Linked DNA regions of Homo sapiens: region 2 is linked to region 1. Evidence: read pairs that join two places in POLR2A ChIA-PET (ENCODE). Cell type or tissue: MCF 10A. All regions are shown on one strand. Each heading gives the region's core, and the rest is flanking DNA. Links, peaks and the distances in the headings are about the cores only. Region 1 has its middle 5.3 kb from the start of CCDST. Region 2 holds the start of S100A10 (S100 calcium binding protein A10).

The links. Peaks named below come from ENCODE experiments on the same cell type or tissue, not always from the same donor. Only the 100,000 strongest peaks of a DNase experiment are listed, where the experiment ranks them.
Region 2: POLR2A ChIA-PET joins it to region 1 with 11 read pairs; 2 of 35 experiments call an interaction of 5 or more read pairs at or near these places.

The regions. Positions count from the first base shown.
Region 1 is chr1:152,179,816-152,188,148 of GRCh38, forward strand. No RefSeq gene overlaps it. Among named protein-coding and RNA genes, the nearest start is that of CCDST, 5.3 kb to the right of the region's middle. In MCF 10A, for the core only: CTCF peaks have their summits at 2,808 (motif pointing left) and 5,940; DNase peaks (open chromatin) are centred at 2,806, 3,376 and 5,936.
Region 2 is chr1:151,985,626-151,993,958 of GRCh38, forward strand. S100A10 (S100 calcium binding protein A10) reads right to left here and starts at 8,234. Exons shown (of 3, transcript NM_002966.3): 1 at 8,127-8,234; 2 at 474-626. The coding sequence starts at 605. RefSeq lists an enhancer at 6,274-7,473 and a silencer at 8,042-8,333. In MCF 10A, for the core only: no CTCF peak of the experiment used is centred there; DNase peaks (open chromatin) are centred at 3,016, 4,056, 5,366 and 6,976.

The sequences.
Region 1 (8,333 bases), core at 71-8,070:
TGTTCAGGAAGGGGAGAATAAAGAAGAGTAGCTCAGTTTAGGCCTGCCATATGGTGTGACTAAATGGTGAGCTATCTGAAGACAGAGACTTGACCTTACATTGCTTTGCATTCCCACTTATGTCTAAAAATAATAATCACAATAATGCTACATCCATAGTACTTTACATTTTACAAAACACTCTCATATTTAGTATTTCATTTGACCCTGTGAGGTACATGTGAGTTTTATAGATGAAGTTCAGAGAAGCTAAGTAATTAATCAAGATCGCATAGTCAGTATAATGCAGAGCTAGGACTTGAATCCAAAACTTCTACCTCCCAATCTGGTGCCCATTCCCCCTGCCTAGCACTATGCTGGACATAGATAGCTTCTGAGCCCTTGTTGGTTGATTGATTGGAGGACATCTAAGACTTTACTGCTCAAATGCTATTGTGCCAAAAGCCCTACCATTATATCTGCACATTGCTTTGTTGAGGCACCCTCTTTCAAAATATGGATTGACATATTAAGGCATTAACACTTTTAAAGTGAGTTCTTTTCTTTGCTTGCTTGCACCCAGAACAAGAATGTGAACTTTAGGAGTTTTGCTAGTAGAGAGAATAAGGCTTCTGAAAAGGTTAACAAGGTTGGCTGTCAGATTTTTCCTCTTTCACAGTTTTTCCTGGGGTCTTGCAAGACTTATATCACATGAAAACTTGTCCTTTTGTTCTCCTGGAGCATGGGAGAAACGAACTTGGAATCTTCCAGGTAATCTCAGTAACCGGTCTGCTGGCTGAACCTCTTGCAAGATGCAGGCCCACCTTGTCCTGCTCCTGCAGGGTGGCATCCGGCCTCTGCATGACCATTCAGTCTGATGGGAGACTGAATAAACTGTCCCACCCTGGGACAATTCTAGCCATGGGGTATATTCATCTGCTTGGAGCTACAATCTGCCTGGGACTTTTGCTTCTTGGTTCCCATTCTGCCTTCTAGAACAATGTAAATCAAGTCTCATGAATGCTTTCTCTGTGTGACATCAGGAAACAATAGGCCAGTCTCTTTCTTACACATCCTCATCTCAGTCTCTATAGCCTCTGTCATTTCAATCCTTTCTCACATAAGATCTCAAGAACATTCCCAATCCTGGCTGCCATCTCTGTATATGCTATAGCTTCTCAAATCCTCTCATAAAACATGGTACTCAGAACTGACTGGTACTCATTTGTTCATATGTTCATTTATTCAACATATATTTATGGAGCTTACTGCATCCCAAACCCTGGGCCAATTTCTATACAAGATCAGATTCAATTCCCGACTGTGGTGCTTAATTTAAGAATCAAATCATCACATGCAAAAATAATTACAAACTGTGATACATCCTGTGAAGAAGAAATGCAGCACATTTTTTTTGGGAGCTTCTTAACATTAGAAGTCAGCATTAAAGGAGAGCCTAGTGCTTCTGGCCTATGGAGACAGAACCCAGAGCTGCAGAAGCCCTAGAGGAGATTTAGGATGGCAAGTCCTGGGCTTTCAAGAGGGACCTAAGCACACTTTTTGACAACTCACTTCCAAAAAGTGAGGAGTTCCAGGTATTTTCAGATCTGGTGGATTATACCAGAGTCATTCTCTCACCTGTGGTCTCTCTGTCTCACCTCCTTTTCTTCTTATCTGTTGGGAAAGACACAGGGAGAGACAGGCCAAAGTTGCACAAGAAGTCTTGGGAAAGGTTTTGGAAGAGTTTTGAGCCATGGCTCCCTAGGTTCAGCCAGTTCTGGGGAATGCTATGTTTCGGAAAGCCTTTGTTTTTGTAGACATCAAGTGCTGATTCTCAGCAGAGGCAGGGCTACATCCCCTCTAATGTCTTTCCTTTGCCAGGATGGGCAAAGGCTGGCTCAGTCATCCCAGGCTGGCCTTCTGGCTATGCCTCCAAGCTCTGGATGTCCCCTCTGGCTGGGTGAATGGCAAAGGTCAGTGTGGCTCTTCCTGCTGGCCCTGGTGCAGCAACTGTCCTGGGTACAGGCTGGATGGCACATGCCACAGTGAAGTGAGGCCCTGCTCTGTAGAAACCTAGCCTCCTTCCCTTGTCTCATAAGTGACAAGAGACCATTCAATAGCTGCTATTGTTGCTACTCTTGTTTCTCTATTAACATCATTGCTGTCATTACTGCACACTGACTATTCTAATCACTAATAAGAGGAGTTTTATTTTACCCAGAAGCCTGATAGCTTACCCAGGTCAGAAATAGTCAGAGGCATTATAAAAGGGCTTGTCCTGATTGCTCTGCCTGTGGAGTAGTCATCGTTTTATTCCTTTACTTTCCTAAAGAACTTGTGTTCACTTTAAAAAAACAAGAAACAAACAAGGGATTGTCCTGAAGACTAAGGACCCCTCGAGTGACACAGCCAGAGCCAGTGACAGGGTTCTGACCTTCTAGAAAACGAGGCACATTGGGATGATAAGGCTGAATGGTCTCCATCATAGACTTAAATGGAGTTTAATCCCCATCCATGTGGTGGACCAGGGAGGAAGGGGCCCACTCCCAATATTCTCTTTTGCTCTAGGCACTAAAGACCAGGATTTGGAGTGTGACCTCATTATTAAAAGGCAAGGAGTATATAAGGCCCAAAGAACTTGAGATCTGGGCCAACAAAAAAAGAGGCAAAAAGTCTGGAAGAGAACACAAGAATAGGAGTCCTCTTTGAGGCTAATCTGAAGTCACACATTATGAAGGTGACTTGTTTTCCCTGCTTGCTTTACCGAAAACCTTCCAAGAAGTAATTTCTCCAGCTATGCTTTGGGGACAGTTGAATGAGTCTATAGTGCCTCCTTGAGGAAGCACCTGGAAACAACCACCCTGAAATGAAATCAGTGTAGATTCATCTGTAGGCTTGGAAATTATAGTAAGTGATAAGCACTTGTTAACATGTTGTTGGGGGATGTTGGGGTAACAAGGACTAACAAAAAAGTCACCACGCTGTTTTTCAAAAAGGAGAGTGAAACATGTTTATTTCCCTTAGCAGTATTCAGGGAAAGGACATTCTGGTTCTTTAATTTAAAATATCTCTGAAAGTGAAAAATTCTCTGTCCTGACCCTCTGTTCCCCTGTAAACTTCTGATACATGGTGTAGACATCTGCGTGATCTTGTGCATTATGACAGGCACATCACAGTGTCCCGGACGGATGATGAGGCCCAGTGTCTATTACATGTGAATATTGGTGTCTGGCTTGCCAGGGGATGCTGAGTGTGGCTAGTGTGAGTCAGCATCCTGGAGCCCTGAGTCCCCTGGGTGAACCCATGGGCTGGCTCCTCAGCAATCAGCTTACCAGTGGAATAAACTCAGGTCAGATTATTCCACTGAAATGGCAGCTAGTTTGTATGCTAGCTTTGCAGCTTTCTGGGTGAACCAACTCTAGCTTCAAGTTGCTACAAGTTCACTGTTACATTTGGCATTGTGTTAAGGAATCAGGCACCACTGAGTACTTGTAAGAGGAATGTTGTAATAAGTGTCAGAAAAACTGGGCTCACATCCCAGTCCTTTCACTGATCAGCCATATATTGTTGGGCAGATCACTTTACCTCTATATTTTCTAGTTTTCTCAAATACACAACAGCTAGGGGTGGGAAGAAAAAAAGAGGACATCGTTCCCATTCAAGTCTAACAATCTTGGCACTAAGGTGCCTTGGGCATGGTCTTGGCAGTGCCTTGGGAGTCAAAGGAGATTACCCATTTCTCCATACTAATCACAGGCTCATGGAGTTGCTCTGGAATTTGGCATTTCCAGTGTGTTTTGCTCTAGGCCCTTCCCCTGTGGTCTTCATTTTATGCCAAGTTTCATCTCCTACCATTATGACCAAAAGTGTAAATAAAAACGTATAGTTGCTCACCAGTTCCTAAAGAGACCCCTTTGCAGAGGTGTCTGAGATTTTTATTTCTCAGATCAGGGCCTAAGCTATGAAGGAAGTGAGTGGGAAGAGCCCCTATGTTAGAGACAAGGTGACAAAATAGCTGGCGAAGCTATTACCAGAGTAATTGGACCCGCAGGCTGGGTAGATTTGTGTTTGGTTGCTTTTTAGTTGTGACCTGGCATAGAAGGCAGTTCAGCACCTTGCTCAGAGCTGATACTCAGTGAAGATGTGTTGAACTGAGACCAGGGCAGCAGAATTGGCAAGATCATGTGCTCCCAGGGCATAAACCTACTTCAGGGTTGTATGTTTGTGTCTCCCCCAATGGTGGTGAAGCTGCTGTACTGTCATTGAACTGTGTATGGAGTAGGCACTTAATGGCTTCTAAAGTGGGCCTGGGGCCTGATGGTGTTCTGACTGCCTTCTATAGGAAGTGTAGGCTCCTAGGCTTTTTGACTGGACTGGCCTGAAAGTGGCAAGGTGGGAGGCAGGCTCCTATGGAACAAGATGGGACTGGTCCTGTCCTGGGAGGCTTGGTGCAAAGGACAATGGAAGCCAGCGTCTGGGAGGCCAGTGACTTATTGAATGATGTACACCAATAAGACCAGACAGAGGTACAGGAAGAATCTTCTCCAAGAGTCCTCACTGGTGCAGAGTGCTTTAGCACAGATGACTCCAGATGCCATTGCCTTTGAGCTGTCCTTGAGCTCATCTCGGGAACTCCTTTAGGAGGACTCTGAGTCTTAGGTATGAAGCTCTGTTTTTGTTCATTCAATGCAGGGAGATGGAAAAAAAGAGGAAACATGGGAACGATGGAGATGGGAGGGAAAGGGGAAGTAAGAGGAGAGAGCAAAAGGGGCAAAGAGGGGAGCAGAGAGATGGGGAGAGAGAGAGAAAGGTGGAGGGAAAGCAAGGGGAAGAGAAGAGATGAGAAGGGGATCTGATGACACCCTAGGGCAGCTATAGAGTCAGGGGAGGTCCAGGCTATGGAGGTTTCTGTACCCATGTCTCCCTTTGCTTTCTTAGTTTTGTTCAGCCTGAGCCTCATCCCAAGATCCAGGGTCCTGTGCCATGGATTATACCACCCATGTGTGTCTACACCCAGAGCCCGTATTGCCACTGAGGAGACAGACATATGCCATTTTTCAAAGTAGGAGCTCCTTAGGGTAGGGGGCAATGATCTAACATGAACATAAAATCCCACATACAGAATCCACACAAGCCTCTCAAATTTGTCACCACTGGGGCAAATTCAACAAGCATTCACTGTGTAAGCTGCCATGTGTAGTGCTGGGAGGAAAGCCAGAGTTCCTCCCTCAAGGAACTTATGATTTAGTGGTGGTGGGGTAGTGTGCCCTTGTGTAAGCAAGAGAAATACATAGGTGTAGTGCAAGTGTGAACATTCTTTGTGTCTAATGATGGACTCCATGCTATAAGTACTCAGTGTTTACCAAGAAGAAAGATGCATATAGTTACCTCTAGGTTTGTTAACAGCTAGATCTAAGACAGGGAAGAGAGGATGTTTGCATTTGGGATCCCTGCTCTGCACTGAATGCTGCCCAAACTACTTCTGTGCTCACCAGGAGAGGACCATTAAAGGCAAAGGGAAGAAATACATCTGGGCTTGCTGGTCTAAGCTGAGAATTTCAGGGCTGACATCTGAAGGCAGAGCCAAGAAAAACTTCTAAGCAGTGAAAAACGCCAAACCCTGGGCTTGAGCTTCAGGGAGACTGAGGGGCAATTTAAATCTCTTTTCTGGTGGAGTAGAGGATCCTTTTATGGTTGGGATGGCTCGTGTTATCCTTCAAGGAGGCAGAGGTATGATGGTATGTCAGGTTCCTCCTGGGCCTGATTCTTTCTTTGAAATTTGCTTCTTCTATCCCTGAGGCACTTTGGAGTTGAGACTGAATAATAACCAGCCACACAAACCTGGGTTCTACCACAGAGTTCATCGTTAACAAACCGCGTGCCCTTGGGCTGGTAACTTCTTTCTCAGTTAAAGTACCCATCTGTTGACTTAGGAGCCAGAGGGTGTGTGAGTGTCTGTAGACACCTGGTGGCAGTTTGGAGGAATTACGTTCAGTATCATCAGGGAGCAAATCCCTGTGCATGCTGTTCAGGAGTGTCCCAAGTGCCCAAAAGAGCTTCCTGGGTTTGGAAGCTGAACTAGTCAATCTGATATCAGTTTGAGGAGCTCATCCTGGGAAAAGAGTCCTGTTTTTAAAGTCATGTTTGTCCAGAAATTCGTCCTTGTTACTGGCCCAAATGTTTACATTTGATTTAATTTTACCATTCCCACGGCCTCTGCAATCAATTTCCTTTCTTGGTTCTATAGATTTTATTCTAGAGGCAAAGTCCTGGGGGATTTAGGAGTAACACAGTGTCTTACACACAATAGAAGTTTTATGGTGCTTACCAAGTGTCTTTCAAGTTCTTACTATTATCCCCATCTTGTAGATGGAAAAATTAGGGCACAGAGAGGTTAAACAACCTACCCAAGGCCACACAGCTAGTCAGGGACATCAGCAGGATTTGCACCCAGACAATTTAACTCCATAATCTCTACTTTTAACTTTCTTAACAACTGTTGACGGATGAACAGACGGGTGTAATTTGAGAGGCCCTGAAAAAGGTCTTACTCCAAAATATACTTTCCACTGAGGTAGTATAGTTATATAATGTCTACCATAAAGCACTGCCCTTTTTCTGTTTCTTATAGTGCTTTTTAAAGTATAAATAGCCTATGAAGGGTTATATTAGCCCTTTAGTGTGAATTTATTCATTAGATGTTTTATATTGTCTTGTTTAATAAGTGCTAGAAAGGGCTAGAAGGAATTACTGTGTTCTGCAAAGGGATCTCAGTAAACGGAACTGTTTTATTTCTTTGCCCTTGTTCTGAACTGTACTGAAAAATAGAAAGAAAATGTGGTGCTCAAAATGTCATCTTTTTTATTGATAGTGATTAAGTAAGACATTAGTAGCGCTAGGTCTGCTAGCTGGGGCTTGCTCATACTAGAACTGAGAATTAGGCTAACTTACCCACCTAATCATGACAGGCCTGGGCATCCTTGCCTAAGAGTAAGTCCCTATTATGCCATAGGGATCTCTGCAGTTCCCAAGTAGAAGCAGAGTAGAGCTAAGCCAATTATTCTTACAAAATTTACCAACCAGTTAAGTCCTTCTACCATCTCAGGGGCAAGGAGAAGAAAGGAGTGAAAAGAGGCCAGGAGTGGGGAAAAGGCGCTCACCTCTAGTAGAGACCTTAGACATCACCTAATCAAGCCTTCTCATCATACAGATACAATGGAATTCCAGAGAAGGGAAGGGACTTTGATAAACTAAGGTTGCGAGCTGTGAAGGGGTTGAGTCACGACACTGGATATGCTGATTTGGCTGCCAAGCTCCTTCAACATTCCACCACAATGCCCTTTTCCAGGAAGAGTGAGCAGTGGGAGTGCTTTAGAACCTGGCATCCAAGGGACCTGGTGGGAAGGGGGAGTGAAGAAGTAAAGCTACAGCAATATGCCCAGTGAATAGGTCCTAGGGTGAGCCCTCAGCACTTTGGATACTGGAGTCAAGCCCTCTTTCTTCTGCTGTCCTCCTTGAAGCTCCACTCAGTGTCAGAGAGGGAAGACTATTTAAGATCACCCACCATATTAGTAGGATTTCTCAGAAACAGAACCAACAGCATGTGTATTTATAGAAAGAGATTTATTACAAGGAATTGGCTGATGTGAATATGGAAGCTGGAGAGTCTAAAATCTGCAGTGTAGGACAGCAGGCTAGAAACTTGGGAGAGCTGATTATACACAATCCTAAGGCAGTCTGCTGGAGAATTTTCTCTTGCTCAGGGATGCTAGTCTTTTTGTTCTATTCAGGCCTTGAACTGATTGGATGAGGCCCACCCCATTAGGGAGGGCAATCTGCTTTACCCAAAGTTTACTGATTTAAATGTTAATCCCATCTAAAAATATCCTCTGAAATGTGAAAGGGAAGTTCACTATGCCAAAAGAAAAAAATTAAGCAGAAGGTAAGTCATGCAAGCAACGGCCTTTCCTTTTGTTCCTAGGCCCATAGCTACTGATAAAAGATTAAATATCTCCACTCTATGTTCACCCTACCTTGTGTAAAGCACCGATTTACTGAGCATGAGACGGAAACATAATTGACTATTCCCTTACCTTCTTCTCCTTTTATCTTGCAATATGTGGATTTAGTAATGTGACCCTACCCTCCCTATTTCTTCTCCACCCTGCTTTCACCCTTTAAATATTGAAGTCCTAAAAAATTATCATTGGGGAAAGCACAGACCTGTTTCTGGAGTGGTCCTTAACCTTGGCAAAATAAACTTCTAAGGTGATTTGAGACCCGTCTCAGATAATTTTTGGTTTACAAAATTCACACATAAAATTAACTACCACACCCGTTTTTTCCCTTGATTG
Region 2 (8,333 bases), core at 125-8,124, 190 kb before region 1:
GCTCAAAATGGAATGTGACCAGGATGTGGCATCTCCACCACCAGGTTTTTGGACCTGAAGGTAGCCATTTTCTGGTTGACTACTCTTTTGTGAAAAGCTTTCTTTCTCCCAACTCTGTCCCCAACATCGTCACAACAGACACAGATAACCCGATGGAATTTTCCAACAAACAGCTCATATTGTGGTTATTTGTATGCAGTCTTATTTCACCTGCAGACTGTAAGCTCCTTGAAGGTTGGGGCTGTGTCTTCATTACTTTGTTTCCTCAACAGTATCTTACAAATAGCAGGTACTCAATACTATTTAATAAATGAATGAATGAGGTCATTCATTCATTCCTTCAGGTGACTACATTCATTTATTCACTAGTGGTGACCTCCACAGGGAAGGGATGGAAACAAGAAGGAAAAGGAACCAAGGCCTAGAAGCATTGACTTTTATGTCTGGTTCTTTGTAAGCTTTTCAACACTTACTTCCAAAAATCCAGGGAACTCCTTTTCCATGAGTACTCTCAGGTCCTCCTTTGTTAAGTAGCCTTTATCCCCAGCGAATTTGTGAAATGTAAACATCATGGTTTCCATGGCGTGTTCCATTTGAGATGGCATTTTGGTGTGGTCCGTTGAAGCCTATTAAAGGATGTAAAGTAACAGGGTCTACATTAACTTTTTTTGGCAGACTTTATGCATGAATTTATTTTTTTTAAATTGAAAGATAAAATTGTATGTATTTAATGTGTACAACATGATGTTTTCAGGTATATATACATTGTGGGATGACTGAATCTAGCTAATTAACATATGCATTACCTCCCATAGTTAGCACTTCTGTGGTGAGAACACTTAGCCACTCTTAACTATTTGTCAAGAATACAATACATTGTAATTAACTATAGTCACGTTGTTGTACAGTAGATCTCTTAAACTTATTCCTCCTAACTGAAATTTTCAATCTTTTGACCAATAGCTCCTCAACATCACTCAAATGCAATCACCCCAGCCCATTCTATTCTTTAGTTCTATGAAATTCAGTGTTTAAGATTCCACATGAGTGAGATCATCTGGTAATTGTCTTTCTGTGCTTGGCTTATTTCACTAAGCGTAACGTCCTCCAGGTTCATCTTTGTAGATTTACATTAACTTTTAAGCCATATGTATTGCCAGCCTTTTTAGGATAATTGGAAAGATGGAGATTAGATCATCCATCTGATCTTCTCCAGCTTTAAAATTCAGTGAATGAATCTAAGAACCAGTCCACCCCAGTTTGGGTCCCTTGTTGGTAGAAATAGACACCTCAGATACTGGTGCTGTAAATAAAGGGGTTTAGCTAACTCCAGCTAATTTGCATGAATAATCTAATGAAGAATAGAAACTAATAATTTAGAAAAGCAACATCAGTGTTCCTCTTTTTTTTTTTTTTTTTTTTTTTTTTGAGACGGAGCTTTGCTCTTGTTGCCCAGGCTGGAGTGCAGTGTTGTGATCTTGGCTCACTGCAACCTCCGCCTCCCAGGTAGCTGGGATTACAGGCGTCCGCCACCATGTCCGGCTAATTTTTTGTATTTTTAGTAGAGGCGGAGTTTTGCCATGTTGAGCAGGCTGGTCTCAAACTCCTGACTTCAGGTGATCCGCCCACCTCGGCCTCCCAAAGTGCTGGGATTACAGGCCACTGCGCCCGGCCCAGTGTTCCTCTTTTTAACTGACAAAGCACCTACTGAAAGAACAGATAGTTCATAATTTCTCTTGGCACTAGTAAATGGGATTCTTAGATATGGCTGATACTAACAATCCACACAGTCAAGTCTGGTAAATACGAAAACTTCACCCTTCTAAGCTTAAAGTGGTAACTTGGTTCAGTGTGATTCTAGGGTTTAGAAATCTGCTTACAAATGAATTTATCTGCTGGGTATATATGTATTCTTTTTTTTTTTTTTTTTTTGAGACGGAGTCTTGCTCTGTTGCCCAGGCTGGAGTGCAGTGGCGCCATCTCGGCTCGCTGCAAGCTCCGCTTCCTGGATTCACGGCATTCTCCTGCCTCAGCCTCCCGAGTAGCTGGGACTACAGGTGCCCGCCACCGCGCCCGACTAATTTTTTTGTATTTTTAGTAGAGATGGGGTTTCACCGTGGTCTCGATCTCCTGACCTCGTGATCCGCCCACCTCGGCCTCCCAAAGTGCTGGGATTACAGGCGTGAGCCACTATGCCCGGCCTATATGTATTCTTTACTAAAGCTCTGAACTTGTTATTTACTGCAATAAAGACAGTTGCATCTCTGGCAGTAAAATACAGTTGCTCTACCCAAACAGAAAACTACTCAAAGTCCATTGTCTAGTTCACTTGAGAAGCAACAAGTAATACTATAACCTAACTCATTTGAGGGCCTCCTATGTTTTTAGTGACATTAGACAGATGAGCTGCTCTCACAGTCTGGGGTACAGTGGGAAAGCAAGAGCTTTCATCATGAAGCGTTTATAAGAAAGGAAAGGAAACATGTCAGATCATTACATTTGGGTATAATGAACTAGGGGTATATGTCTCACAAGACCCAGTACGTGGTACTTAATAGAACCTCAGTGAATTTTGGCTTAATTGGAAGGAATCATTTGGCGAGAACAGATAAGCTTTGGCTAATATCACCTAAAATCACTACTGGATAGGAAACAGGTGAACGTGAATGGAGACTGTAATATAGCACTAAAAAATAAAAATAAATAATCACAAGAATAGGCTTTGAGCTTAGATTGAAGGGCTGGCAAATTCCTCTGCTGAAGAGCTCTAATGGGAACCTGAGACATGCTTTGGTCTGGTTCCTATCTCTGAGAGATGCCTGTTCAACACTGATTCTCAAATGCTATCTTTTACAGAGGAGAAGGTGGAGTGGGTAAACATGAGGATTGAGCAATTAACACTTAAGAATTGTAAATTCTACCCCTTAATCTCCAGAAAAGTATGGGAACCAGCAGGCCAAAGAATGCTATAAATCAGAATCTGGCATGAGTCATCTGAAAGGCAGTTAGTTATCTTGGAGAGAGCTGCAAATTAATGCTTCAAGGTCTGCTGTGAGATGAATTCCAGGGGAACCACACCCTTTTCCTTCTCTTCTGACACAGCTCAGATCTGGCTCATCCCCCATCCCTCATATGGGTTTCAGATGGCAGTGGGCTTACAGAGAGTCTGCCTTGCCTGGACTGGTACTCCAAGTCCAGCAATTTAAGAGAACTGAACTGGGCGAGTCACCTCTGGGAGAAGGACGTGGGATCCCACCCCAGTTCTTAAATAACTCAGGAAAGGAGTCAGACACCACAGAGGTTTAAAAATACCTGTGCTCAAGTTCAGAGCAGCAGAGCACTTCAGGATCAATTCCCAAAGATCCCAGAAATTGGAACTGGGTGGGGTACCTAGTTTACTTTTTTCAGATGACAGGACAGAAGGAAAGTGCAGAATTAAGAAAGGGAATGCAGCAGGGTAAGGACCTCTAAATTTTAAAAAGGCTAATTTTAGGAGGTTCTAAGAAATACAAGTTGTCAGCTGAGGAAATCCTGGCCACCCTTGAGTATCTTCTTCAGGAGAGCAAGGTGAGTCTACCTCACACTGTGTGAGTGCTTAGGTCTGAAGTCACTCAGTCGCATGCCTCTCTTGCCCACAGCCATTACGAAGTGACGGAGCTTCCTTCTCTGAAGTTACATCCTTCTCCCACTTGGTCTTCCCCTCCCCTCCTCCCCCAGCGGTTTTATTCAGTGGATGGATTGTGAATATTGCAGCCAGCTGACTCCCTGTGTGTCCAGTAGGCCTTCTGCAATAAGGATGCAGAGGAGGGAGTAGCCAGGAGGTGAAAATAGCATTGAAAATCAGTGGAGAAGCCCTTGTCTCCTCAGCAACCAGTACCCCAAAGGGCACTGACCAGGGCCACAGCAAGGAACTCTGTTTTGGGGAAGGAGTTGCACACTGGCTTTAAAATAAGACAAAGGAAAGGGGGAAATGTTGTGATTAAAACTCTGTTCTCTTGGCTAGAGGATGAATCATGTAACTCTTGTCTGAGTGCAGCCAATGGTTGCCCAACTGAGTCAGCCCTGCCTGGCCCTCCGTTCTTGGGTGGGGCTTGCCTGGGCAGGGCTGTCTGCAGCACTGCTAGCTGCCAAAACTGAAGTTCTTCAGGGACTTCAATCTGGCATTTCCACCCTCACGTAGCCACTCTGCAAGCTCTATTCCTGGACAGATGTGGGCTTCCTGCATCCTGGTTAGACACATTTTGACAGGAGGGCCTTGGGGCTGGGGCTGAGGGGCTGCAGTGTCCTCTCTATCCCCAATAACGTACTCTTGCACCTGAAACATTCAATTTCATTTAATTGTTTACTTGTCTGCCTGAGATTTAAGCTTCTCTTGATTAAGAACTACAAATTATTCTGCTTTTATTCATGGAGCACTATATAACTGTTATGTGCATAAATGAACCACACAATCCCTTGGGCAGTAGCTGAGGTGCAGGTGTGATTACCCAGGACTAGGCTGAAAGCCTTGTAGCTCAGAGCTCAGGAGGACGATGTGAGAGCTGGGAAGGGCCAGGAAAGGGGCCCCAAAAGTGTTCAACTATGAACGGAACAGTAGATAGAGTACACAGGAGTGCACATTCCATACGCAAAAGGAAAAATATGTGTCCTGCTAAACAGGTCTAGTCAGAATGACATGACTGTGCTCCTTCTCTTCTAACACTTGCTATTTTCTCGTGTTTCATTCATCCCATCTTCTACTTTTTGCTTTTCTAGTGCTGCTATCTCACTGCTGAGCTCCACAGGATAATAACAGCCTTGCTGTCCACTCACCTTTTATTGAAGTATTCTAATCTGATGCCTATACATGCCCTCTACATGTTTGTCTGAGCAACAGGTCTTAAGAAGGGAGGCGGAGACATCTTTCTCTGCATAGTTTTCTCTATGGAAAACAATTCTGGACTCCACAAATTTAGTTACCTTAGGAGGAATTCAATTTTCCATTTTTGGTTCTCCCTCCCTGAGCACCTACTTTGAATGTCCCAGACATGGTGTTAGGCATGAGGGTGTTCACACACACATACACACATGCACACACACACAAAGCTCTCCATGGTGCTTGCCTTTGAGGAGTTCACCAGCTAATGGAATACTATTAAAGCATTTGGCCTGAATTCTAGTTATTTGTGTTTCTGTTTCTTTCCTCACTAGGTTGCAGGTTTTTTGAGCAGGGTCCCAATAGCCAGTGCCCCAGCCCTCATAGAGCCTGCTCGATGAATTGTTAAGAAATTGATAATGATGTATTTTGGTTGTCCTGCGAGTAGCAGACAAGCAGGAGTCCTCCTCAGAAAAGTGTCTGCTCCTGAAAAATCTCAAATGTTTGCTTTGGACCTATGCCCAGATCCCGGCTGCAGTTTCAAAGAGGACACTTCTGCAGAGTGAGTCGGACTTGCTTTGCTCCTCTGTGTCTTGTCCATACCCTAGTTTTCTTACAGCCCACCCAGAAAATAAACGGCAGGGTGTCAGTAAAAACAAACATCTGTTATTTAAAATATGTTTGAGGTTTCCTTCCTTTTGCTTTAGAAATTTTGGAGTTTTTAAAATTGAACCCAGAAGGCATTCTTAAATTTGATCTCTGAAGGGAATTCAGAAAAAATGAGTTGAAGCAATGGATCTGGATCCAGGCTGTCTCTCTCACCTCTCACCAACTAAAACTTGCCCACTAAAGAACTGGGCAGCAAAGGAACGTTTCAGATGCAATTCAATAGGAAGAAAGAACTTGGAAGAAACCTCCTTCAATCTAACCAACTACATCAATTTTTCCTTAAAGAATGCTTAGGCATCAGCCTAATCAGCCAACATAGCTACTGTCAAAACTGCTTTTAGTTAAATCCTTTGGTAGGATGGGTGGTATTTATTTAGTAAAGGGATAGAAAGTGCTGAAAATTGTTTAAAAGAAGTACATTCTTTCTTTTTGCTTTTGATGTGGATTCCTAAATTTGTTGAGTCCCCAGAAAAATGAGAAACTTAAGATGTTAAAATTTTAGTCCAGCTTTCTCAGCACTTTGAGTGCTAATTTATACATTATAATCCTGAAAGAATTCCATTGTTTCTCTCAACTTTACGCTTTAAAAGACTGGACTGTGTCCAAGGGTATACCAAGTGGGTTGTGCTCTACAAAAGTCACATTTTTTGAACTGTCAGTAGAAAGCAGGGAGGCACACAGTCTCAGCTCCACCCTGACCTCACTGGAGTGGCTGCTTAGGAGGCTGGCCAGCACACGGGAGGAAAGGGGCCTATATGATGTGTCGGAGAAAAGCTAGGAAGAGCATCACCCAGAAAGCAGGGTAAGACCCAAAAATTGCTTCATGCCCAGTAGACCAAAAAAATTGTAAGAACCTAGATAAGAAACTCCAAATGGTGGATCAAGGGCCACAGTGAAGAAACTATCCTCTGGCTGTGAAGGAACAAATACACCATTTGGAAGGGATGATTAAAGAGAAACTGGATAGGAATCTGTGGGGGCAGGGCCGATGAAGAAACTTCCAATAAGTTATATGAACTCATTCCCACTCCAACCCCTGGCATTATCTTTTGCAATTTGCTGAAACATGTTGGAGGCAAAGATCACCGACTGGGTGTTTCCATGAGCCTGGCCTCACCTAAAACGCACAACATAAAACTCCATTCCTGGAGACTGAAACTCAAGCTTCTGGGGAAAAATATCCGCAACAACTGCAAACCTCTTAGCGGGAAAAGCTACCTCCCAAGTAAGGCTGAGGCAGGCTGCCAGGCGCATACTGGCCGATAACGAAAAGCGGTCTCGCCAAGGCCCTGCAGATCTAATTACTGCCCTCACCGGCAGTTCAGTCGAGAAACCTCTCCTGCAGACTGGCAGCCAGACCAGGTGTGACTCACTTCCTCTTGGAAAATGCCCTCTGAGATGGCACAGTTCTCCTTTTCCTTCAGGGAGTGTTCTGTCCAAACCATCCACCGAGAGTATCTGCAACCGGCCACACCCACATGGTCTCACAGCTGAGTCACAGGCCTCAGACCACTGGGAGAATCCTGGAGCCCTTTGTGCTAACCACGCCCTGCAGAAGCTCCCGCAGAGACGGAACTGGGTGGGGGCAGAAAACGGGGTGGGCTTAATGCATCCCAGAATCTGGCTTAGGGCTCCCCTGTGCTGGCCTGGCTTGGAGCGCTCTGCATTCCACCCCAGCCAACAAGGCAGAGCTCCTGGTTTCACTTAGGCAGAGCTGGACTGAGGCTGGACAGGCAGCAGTGTCCACGGCTAGGGGCAGCGCCATTCCTTCGGCCAAAGCACAGGTGGTGAACCAAGTACCAAAGGCACGTCTGTCTGTTTCACTGCACCGGGCCAAATTAATCTATGATTGGAAGATCCTTCATCAAGCCTGCTCTTCCTCCATCTCTTTCTGGTTCCACTTATTAAGACAGCAAGGGAACCCTTTCAGTAGAGAAACCACGTCACACAGGGCCCTCTCCCACAAACCCCAGCCAAACTGCTGTAGAAAGAAAACAAGTGGACCTCCCTCCCTCAGCAGGAAGACCCTTTCCGTCGAGCAGACAACAGGAAGCCCCGACCAGAAACGCCTGTTTGGCCGACGGACTAAGGGTTACGGAAGGGACGCCCCAGCTGCCTACTCGTCCTACCCGCGCCTACTTGGGCGGTACAGCCGGGAGCAGGCTACGAACATGCAGACCCGGCCTGCGAGCGGAACCCACCAAGAAACACGCCAGCCAGGGCAGGGGCGTGTAGGAGGGATTCGGTAACCCGAGAGACGAGTGGGAAAGTAGGAAAGGTGGGAGTAAAGCAACGCAAACATAAAGGGAGGAGGGAAGAGGTTCAGGCGCACCAATACCACGGTCCCCTCCTAAAGAACAAGTGCCCCCTCCTCTGGTCCGCGTGGGTCTGGGGGCGGCCGCGCCCGGGCCGGGGAGGGGCGCTGCTGGCCTCGTTTGGGTGTGGCCCGGAGCACTGAGCAGCGGATTCCCCACCAGCCGCTCCCCGCCCAGCCCCGCGGTGCTCCGGACGCCCCGCGAAGCCGGGTGCAGGGTTTTCCCCGGGCAGCAGGTCCGGGCCTGGGGACTACCCAGGAGGGGCGCGTGGGCCGGGCGGAGCTCACCTTGGCCGAGGCGCGGCGGACGCTGGGCGAGCTGGGCGAGCTGGACGCGGGGCGGAGAGGCGAGCGCGGCGGGCTGTGCGCCTTCCTTAGTACGTGCGGCGGGTGGGTAGAGGGAGGCGGCGCGGGAGCGGGAGGAGCCTGGCGGGCGCTCGGCAGGGCGCTCCCCCAGCCCTGTCTCCTCCCCCTCTTCCTGCCCCCGACTCCCCC